Linked DNA regions of Homo sapiens: region 2 is linked to region 1. The links are chromatin contacts, found by Hi-C or POLR2A ChIA-PET in ENCODE. All regions are on one chromosome and are shown on one strand. Each heading gives the region's core, a stretch centred on a gene start or an enhancer-like site at or near the end of the contact. The rest is flanking DNA. Distances are from core to core; before and after follow the strand shown.

What was found. Hi-C counts contacts between places; a loop is a spot of excess contacts on that map. ChIA-PET counts read pairs that join two places held with the same protein, here RNA polymerase II (POLR2A).
Region 2: a loop to region 1 is called in a map of MCF 10A, with 2.8 times the contacts of the local background. The contact joins two enhancer-like sites. A Hi-C loop is called at or near these places in 2 of 168 maps with a recorded cell type or tissue (MCF 10A and upper lobe of right lung). POLR2A ChIA-PET finds 5 or more read pairs at or near these places in 1 of 52 experiments (PC-9).

Annotation. Positions count from the first base shown.
Region 1 is chr4:41,363,425-41,368,022 of GRCh38, reverse strand. It overlaps a transcript of LIMCH1 not described here. Among named protein-coding and RNA genes, the nearest start is that of UCHL1, 110 kb to the right of the region's middle. RefSeq lists an enhancer at 4,538-4,598. Within about 2 kb of position 2,167, at least 2 of the 41 ENCODE cell types and tissues checked have a DNase peak (open chromatin) inside an H3K27ac peak, as active enhancers do.
Region 2 is chr4:41,473,703-41,478,300 of GRCh38, reverse strand. It overlaps a transcript of LIMCH1 not described here. Among named protein-coding and RNA genes, the nearest start is that of LIMCH1, 62 kb to the left of the region's middle. Within about 2 kb of position 2,745, at least 2 of the 41 ENCODE cell types and tissues checked have a DNase peak (open chromatin) inside an H3K27ac peak, as active enhancers do.

The sequences.
Region 1 (4,598 bases), core at 918-3,417:
CTTCAGTTCCTCACTTGGTGCAGACCCATTTGGTGAACATACTTGGCAAAAAAATAAGGCTGAGGAATTTTTTTTAACAGTTTTCAGTCATGGAAATGAAAAAGCTACAAGTCCTTCTGTTCTTGACCTTGATTTCTTTTTTTTTTTTTTTTTTTTATGATGGAGTCTCGCACTGCCGCCCAGGCTGGAGTGCAGTGGCGCGATTTTGGCTCACTGCAAGTTCCGCCTCCCAGGTTCACACCATTCTCCTGTTTCAGCGTTCCGAGTAGCTGGGACTACAGGTGCCTGCCACCACGCCCGGATGATTTTTCTTTCCTTTTTTTTTTTTTTTTTTTTTTGGATTTTTAGTAGAGACAGGGTTTCACTGTGTTAGCCAGAATGGTCTGGATCTCCAAACCTCATGATCCACCAGCCTTGGCCTCCCATAGTGCTGGGATTACAGGCGTGAGCCACCGCACCTAGCCGACCTTGATTTTAAAAGCAAGTGCAGGTGTATTCCTCCATGGCCTCCTAATGGGCTATCTAGGGGTGAATGGGTGGGGCAGTCCCTAACTTACACTGACCAGGAGGCCAAGCTGCAGCCTCCAACAGCCACACTAGAGTAACTCTCACAGGCAAAATGCAGGACAGTGGAAACATGGAGCTTTCCCAACCTAACCAATATTTTATTCTTAAGGTCTCAGCATAGAGCACAGTTTTGCTGACAGTGGGAAAAGGTATCAGCCAAGTTATTTCTTAGGTGCATTTTATATGACTATATCATCTGTCCTTTTCCTGATGCCAAAGGTAATTCCCTGAGATACACTAGCCATCCTGATATGGTTTGGCTCTGTGTCCCCACCCAAATCTCATCTCAAGTTGTAATCCCCACATGTCAGGACAGGGAGCCTGCAGGGAGATGACTGGATCACGGGGGCGGTTACCCCATGCTGTTCTCATGATGGTGAGTGAGTTCTCATGAGAGCTAATGGTTTTAAAAGCATTTGGCAGTTCCCTCTTCGCTTGCTCTCTCTCTCCTGCCACCATATGAGACCTGTCTTGCTTCCCCTTTGCCTTCCATCATAATTATAAGTTTCTTGAGGCCTCCCCAGCCACGTGGAACTGTAAGTCAGTTAAACCTCCTTTCTTTATAAATTACCCAGTCTCAGGTCGTATCTTTATGGCAGTATGTAAATGAACTAATACACATCCCATCAGGGTTAGATGCATGGGCATCTCTTTGGAAGTGTTGTTTTCAATATTGCAAACATGGAATTTTATCACAGCAGAACTGAATTCCACGGCATCATTCCTCCTTGAAATATAACATCTTATGTCCAGACAGAAGTCTTTCCAATATTCTATCATTTTTTTAAGAACTATTTTTCCCCTATATTATCTTTAGCCCTCTAGTTTAGGCTATTTTTATATTTCTCAATCACTTAAAACCAAAGTTCTATTATCCCTTCCTTTCCTGATTTAATAGCACTGAAGTCATCCTTTTATCTACCCTACCCTTCCTCCAAAAAAGATCATATCTGATACCTTTCTTCTGCCTCAGATGTAAACACACACACATCCTAAGGAACATATGAGGTGTTCTATTATAAAATTGTATTGTACTTTTTAAAAAATCTCAGAACAGTGAACTGGGCTTAAAAGGAAAACCTAATTCCAGTAAGAACAGTTTGGTCAAAAATCAACCAGTGTTAACTGATTCTGTCCTGAATCATGAAAATCAAGGCCAAAATACAAAATACAAAATGTATTTTGCGCCACTTCGAGGGGCCAACTGTACATAGACTTTAGCAGGCACATAATAAGCACCCAATAAATAGTACCTTTTATCATCAGCAACATCAGCATCATTAACATAATTTTTATCATCATGTTATCCCCCAACTATGATGCTTTTAAGCTTCAGAATGGTCTAAAGCAAAAAGAGAAGCTGCCAGGCCAATTTCTAGTACTCCTAGAGCTGCCTAGTCCCACCTAGCACTGACTGCCACTCACAGAATCAAGGCCAACTGTCTACATCATGGCTCTATTGTCATCCATCAGCAGAGAGCTGGAGGCCAAGAGACCCAGTGGCTGAGAACACATGCTCAGCCTTCCCTTTCTTGGTAGCCAGTGCTCAGTCTGCCCTTTGGAGCTCGCCTGATGCAACTGGTTTCCAGGGAGATGCCGGGGCAAGAAGTGCCAGCTCCACCTCCCATTCCGCATCCCCTTTCCCCAAATCTGTGGGACCTCACTGTTTTCCTACCATGTGACAGCATTGTGTCATAGCTGCTCTTGTATACAAACAAGCTAGACTATTTAAATGTCATTGTGAGAAAGATGCCGCCTGCTCTCATTTACATATCTATTCAGACCACTACTCCTTCCTTGATCTAGCCAGAAAAGTTTTTTCTTCCTCTTCCTTGGCAACTTATGCAAAGCTGGAGGACCATCTGCAAAGTTAACTACCTGTTGGGATAAAAAGATGTTAAGAATCTAGTCCCTACAGAGGTGGAGAATTAGAATGACTACATGTATAACTTATGGTATTACATCACAAAAGTCATATGTTACTGGCCATTAAATGCTAAATTATCTCAAAAGCTATTCATAAATTTTCCCTACTGCCAAACAACACAAGCATCTTTTGGTCTTGGAGAGCTATGATACCCTCAGTGTTTTTAATCTTCAGAATTAGGTCCCAGCTGAATAAGAAAACAATTCTATGTGGGCAGCAGGGAATGAACCAAAATGAGAAACTGATCCCTTCCAGCACTAGTTCTCACTCTTGTGAAGTATGGATTAGGTCACAAATAAGATTGTATTCATCACCAAGCCCCATGGGCACACTCTGATTGAAGGTAAAGGAGTCCAGGAACTTCTCAAGTTGAGAAATAAGGCTGAGTTGGGTTGAAATTTCCAGTCCCTCCCTAAAGGCCTGGGAACCTGTTCCAAATCATAACCGAAACCAAGTCGAAGGACATCTGTTTCTTCAGAAAGTGTTTGGCACTGAAAAGAAGAACCACAGATTAGAACAGATAAATATTGTTGTGGGTGGTGAGGCCAAGAGAAGCGGGGAATCAGGAAAATCAGAGTCATCTAACCTACTAATAAACTCTTGTAACTCAATAAATACCACCAAAAAAAAAGAAGGAAATAATAAAAGGGAGGAAGAGGGAAAGAAAATCAATGGAAGAATTCTTCTTATTCCTAGCAGGAGTTGACACAACCTCAGTGAATAAAATTCTGCTGCATTTAGATGAATATTTGGACCCATTATTTGTATAATGATTTAATATTAGATCATCTACAAGAACAAGAGGAGAGGCATTGAGCATTCTGCTTGGAGTTTGGTAACAAAGATTATACATTAAACTTACATATTCAGCATAATATTGAAGAATAATTTTCTAAGCTTTGATGGACTACCAAGATCACTTTATGAGTAGATATTAAAGGTTTTTCTCTGATCCCCAAGTCACTTTTAGTGCAAATTAGAGTGACATGTAGCATCTAGTTAACTTCGACTCCAGGTATCCAGAGTTAACAGAGTGAGATAATAGGATGAAATCAGTAGGCAATTGAATCATATTTTCTACCCGGGAAATCTGGTGTTCTGAATCATTTCTTTCAAAATCAACCTTAGTTGTTATTAACAACAGAAAAAAACAATAGCAATAGCAGTAGTAGTAATAATTATCATAATGATAATAGTAGTAGTAAAAGTAACAGCAGTGGTAATAATAATGGTAATAATACTACTAACCATACTTACACAGCACTTCCTATGTACTGGGCACTGTTCTAAGCATTTTAAATATATTAATTGATTTAATCCTGACAGCACTCCTATGAAATAGGTGAGCTGTTATTAGTATCCTGTTTTACAGATGCTCTCAATAATAACTCTTAGTCATTTTTGTTGTTGCTAACAACTAGAGCTATCTTCCAAAGAAATCATTTGGAACCACAGTAAAGGAAAAGTAGCTTGCTCAGGGTCATCCAGCTACAAAGTAACAGACTCTGGACTCAAACCTAGGATGCCCAGCTCCAAGGTCTGACCTCTCACCTACTGTGTTCTGCTTAGTAAGGCCTTCTAGAAAAGTAGTATGGAAAGAAGTTAGTCACTCCCCTGCCTGCTGGTAGCCACAGTTACTACTTCAAGTTTGCTGTCTCCTCTAGGAGTCTTCCCAAACACAGTTAGATGTGCAACCTGTTCCTACAGCTATAAAAAGTCACTAGGAGTGTTAAAGGGCTGTCCCCACGTGGTCTGTGACCATCTAGTGCTCCGTTAGAGCTTTCACCTTTGCCAACTAAGGAAGGAGTGAGGGGAAGGGGGCTGAAGTGGGGGAATCGTTCCCAGGCCACATTTCCTGCCCAGTAACACGGTCCTCAAATAGCCAAGGCTGCACGCCGAGAAATTCCTCACTAACAAGTTACGTCCTGGATCTGGTTCCCTGAGCCTTTATTAAGAATGAATGTTTTCTTGCCAATCCATGACTCAAGGAAGACCAAGAATCGAGGCGAGACAAGCAGCAAAGTTTGTTTATTAACTTGCTCCACCCAAGGGAACATTTTTATGAAAGGGTGAAATTCCTGACTACTCAAAAAGAAGAAAGAAA
Region 2 (4,598 bases), core at 1,496-3,995, 110 kb before region 1:
AAGGAGTGATCATTGAGGGATAGCAACAAATGTGCTTCCAGGGTGGTAAAATACTAATTTTTGATTTGAGTAGTCATTACAAGACTGTTCACCTTCAATAATTAGCTAAGCTATGTATTTGTTTCATGTAATTCTCTGTACTTGTGTTACATTTTATAATGAAATAGGTTTTACAGGGAACTGGAAAAATGTAGCTTAACTTGCACAGTAGCTCAACTCCCTTGTTTTTCCCTCTTATAAGAAACAAAGGTATTTTTTTCCACTTAGTTGTACTCAGAAAACACTGTGGCGAGAAATGCTACTTTTAAGAGCTGTTTAGTTCAAATATTACAGAAATACATCTTCATCTACTAATATTCCTCAAGTCCACCATTAAGGTGGTAGCTGTGATCCCCACATGCCTACTTCATGGTATATTTTTAAATGAACACTTAAATCCTGGACAAAGGAACATATATACTGTTTGGTTTTAGGAGGAAAACCCATCATCTTCTAAGAGTTTGTTATTTGAATGGCTCTCAGTGGCACCTGGGGCTGGGACTGACCGCAGTGCCCCTCACCCCTATCCTCTATCAATGGTCCTTTTGTTTGAATCACATAGTTGTGTAGCAACGCCTAGTCAGGATTGGCAAAAACCAAAAGTCAAGACAACTGTGTTCTAGCCACAGTTTTGCTAATAACCAAGGGCTTTCAGCAAATTGCTTCATTTTCTAAGATTACTCTGCACGAAACTACAGGCTCTTCTGAACCCTCTTCTACTCTAGCTTGTCACCTCAAAATAATGATGATGATAATAACAGCATCTTTTATTGAATCTTCATCAACTCGTTTACTCCTCAGCACCCGGTGTGGTAGTCAGAGCTACCACAGCTGCTTACACAGGTTGTCATGGTGGGGGGAACACCCAGCCTGAGCTCTCTTTGCTAAACCACGCAAACTCCTCTGAAGGAAGAGTCCTGTTTTCCTAATTCACATAAAGCTACTGTCTGTACCCAAGCCCATAGAGTCCACCCTGGGGAGCTGCCTTTTCTAATTTACACAAAAGTGCTCAGTGGGCTATCAGGAGCCTGGATATAAGCATTATTATTATCCCTGGTCTCCAGATGAAGAAACAAAAGTACAGACCATTAAGTAATTTGCCCAATTTCCTATAGCTAGCAGGTGGCAGACCCAGGATTCTAAGCTGGGCAGTCTGGCTCCTGACCTGCCCTCCTAGCCAGTGTGCCATGTTGTCTAAATATGTTGCTGATTTCCCCCTATTATCAGTTGAGTTGCAAAGAAAGATCAGACTTCCACTGCCTATGACACCTTCTGCTCTCTTCAATGCGCCTTTTCCTCAAAATGTGTAATAAGAAAATAAACCCCCAAATCCAGAAAAACATCAACACATCTGTGCATTTATTGTCAATTCACTCAACACCAAAGGGGTGAAATAATAACAATCTTTGTCAGGTCCCTGGATTTTTATCTTTGTTTTTAAAAAATCATCACAAGTACCCAAAGAATCCAGCTTGAAATAATCCTATATACAACTCAGTCCCCTATGGAATGAAAATACATATCCATTAAGGGAGGGTGGAGGGGAACAGAAGGAAGGAAGACAAGATGCCTCATTTAATACCATCAGGCATTTTTGGAACAAAATATTTCCCTACTTATCTTCCTTTGGTTCCTTAGACTTATAAATAATGTATTATGGCAGGAAATCTGTTCTTTTGGCTGGTTTGTGATACAGACAGCAGGTGGTAACCCAGCCCACTAAAATGCCATTCATCACTGAGCATTGCTGATGCAGAGTGTGGTGTTGCCCCGCCAGAGGCAGCAGCAGCCATCTTGGCCTGCACAGGAGTGAACCTTGCTCAGGCTCTGTATTTGGCTCTCCTTACCTCCACCTCCACGAACAACGCCCACAGCAATGAAGAACAAGTGCTGTCTCCAGGGTATTACCAAGAACTCTAAGGAAACAATGCAAAACTGGACTATCCTCTTGAAATTACAGGAAAAAAAGCAAGGTTATTCTTTATGAAACTAATAGGTGAGAATCATGTTTAACCAACCAACCAACAAACAATGGGACCTTGTGGCCACACATCAGCTTAAACACCATTAACCAAAAGACTGGGGAAATGAAGAAAGGAATAAAGATATAAAAGGCAATTGTGAGGGCCAGGTGTGAGAGCTCATGTCTGGAATCCCAGCACTTTGAAAGGCTGAGGCAGGAGGATCACTTGAGCCCAGGAGTTCAAGGTTACAGTGAGCTATAATCATGCCACTGCCCTCCAGCCTGGGCGACAGAGCAAGACCTTGTCTCTAAAAATAAATAAATAAGAGGCAATTGTGTTATTGTTAAAACACTCACTGTGTTCTAAAAGGTCCTTGATTGTATTTTTAAAAATCTTTTTAATGTCTTTTTTTGTATTATTTTACTTTAAGTTCTGGGATACATGTGCTGAATGTGCAGGTTTGTTACATAGGTATACACGTGCCATGGTGGTTTGCTGCACCTATCAACCAGTCATCTAGTTTTTAAGCTCCGCATGCACTAGGTATTTGTCCTAATGCTCTCCCTCCCCTTGCCCCCCACCCTCCAACAGGCCCCAGGGTGTGATGTTCCCCTCCCTGTGTCCATGTGTCCTCACTGTTCAACTCCCACATTCTTTATAATCAAGTCATCCTGAGAAATGACCTAGGACTAAGGGTGTTCTAAAATGTTTGTTTAACAACCAGTTCTCATGGGAATAGGGAGATTCCTAATGTACAGCATTTGCCAGCTTCTGTGGTTTCAACATTCCCACCTTAGCTGAATTCATGCTCAACCTGATATCACTGAATGCAAAGTGGGGAAGAAACAGACACAATCCCTTCTCCCCAGTCATATGAACTGGCTCCAGACCCCTACTGCAAACTCACAGTCTGTATGACATACATTATAGGACTAAGAGTTAATCCAATTGCAGTGCTCCAACTGTATTATAATTTCTGAATATTCATGAAATTGGAGAATTTTATCAAATAATGATTGAAAACAAAGCATGTAACTATATAAACATTCAGATACTTCTAAACTTGCATATACTCTTATTTATAAACAGTCAACATCTTATAGAAAGACACAAGTACTTGAATAATGTAAACTAGCGTCCTTTCAGATGGCTGTTTCTGATTTCCTGGATACAGGTAGGCAATAGAAAACAAAAGCAAAGGTCTCCACTAAACTCCTGAAAATTGTCTCTTGGTGCCTGGTTTATTTCATTTAGCACAATGTCCTCTAGGTTCGCTCATATTGTCCAAATGACAGAATTTCCTGGCTTTTTTTTTTAAGGCTGAATAATACTCCTTTGTGTATATATACCACATTTTAATCTGTTGTGAACACTCTGTTGTTTCCATATCTTGGCTATGGTGAATAGTGCTGCAGTCAACACGGGAACACAGACATCTCTTCGACACACTGATTTCAATTCCTTTGGGTATATGCCCATTGGTGGGATGCTGGAGCATATGATAATTTTATTTTTTAGTTGTTTGAGGAACCTCCCTATTGTTTTCCAAAATGGCTATACTAATTTACAATACCACCAACAGTGTATGAGGGTTCCCGTTCTCCAGATCCTCACCAATGTTTGTTATCTATTGTCTTTTTGATAATAGCCAATCTAACAGGTGTGAGGTGATATCTCATTGTGGTTTTATTTTGCATTTTTCTAGTGATTAGAGGTGTTGAGCATATTTTCATATATCTGTTGGCCATTTGTGTGTCTTCTTTTGAGAATAGTCTATCCAGGTCCTTTGCCCATTTTTATTTTTATTTTGAGACACAGAGTCTCACTCTGTCGCCCAGGCTGGACAGCAGTGGTGCGATCTTGGCTCACTGCAACCTCCACCTCCTGGGTTCAAGCGATTCTGCTGCCTCAGCCTACTGAGTAGCTGGGACTACAGGTGCCTGCCACCACACCCAGCTAATTTTTGTATTTTTAGTAGAGACAGGGTTTCACCACATTGGCCAGGCTGGTCTTGAACTCCTGCCCTTGTGATCCACCTGCCTCAGCCTCCCAAAGTGCTGGGATTACAGGCGTGAGCCACCGCGCCTGACCACCCATTTTTGTTTTTATTTTTATTTTGAGATGCAGAGTCTCACTCTGTTGCCCAGGCTGGAGTGCAGTGGTGCAACCTTGACTTACTGCAATCTCCCCTTCATGCGTTCAAGCAATTATCATGTCTCAACCTCCCGAGTAGCTGGGATTACAGGGGCGCACCACCGTGCCTTGTTAATTTTTTTATTTTTAGTAGAGACAGGGTTGTTCCATGTTGGCCAGGCTGGTCTCAAAATCCTGACCTCAGGTGATGCCCCTGCCTCAGCCTCCCAAAGTGCTGAGATTACAGGCGTAAACCACTGTGCCTGCCATTTGCCCATTTTTAAAATAAGGTTATGTGTTTTCTTGTTAATTAGTCATTACAGTTCCTTCTATATTTTGGACATTGGCCCCTTATCTGATGTATGATTTGCAAATATTTTCTCCCAATCTGTAGGCTGTCTTTTTATACTGTTAACTGTTTCCTTCGCTGTGCAGAAGCTTTTAAGTTTGATGCAATCTCAT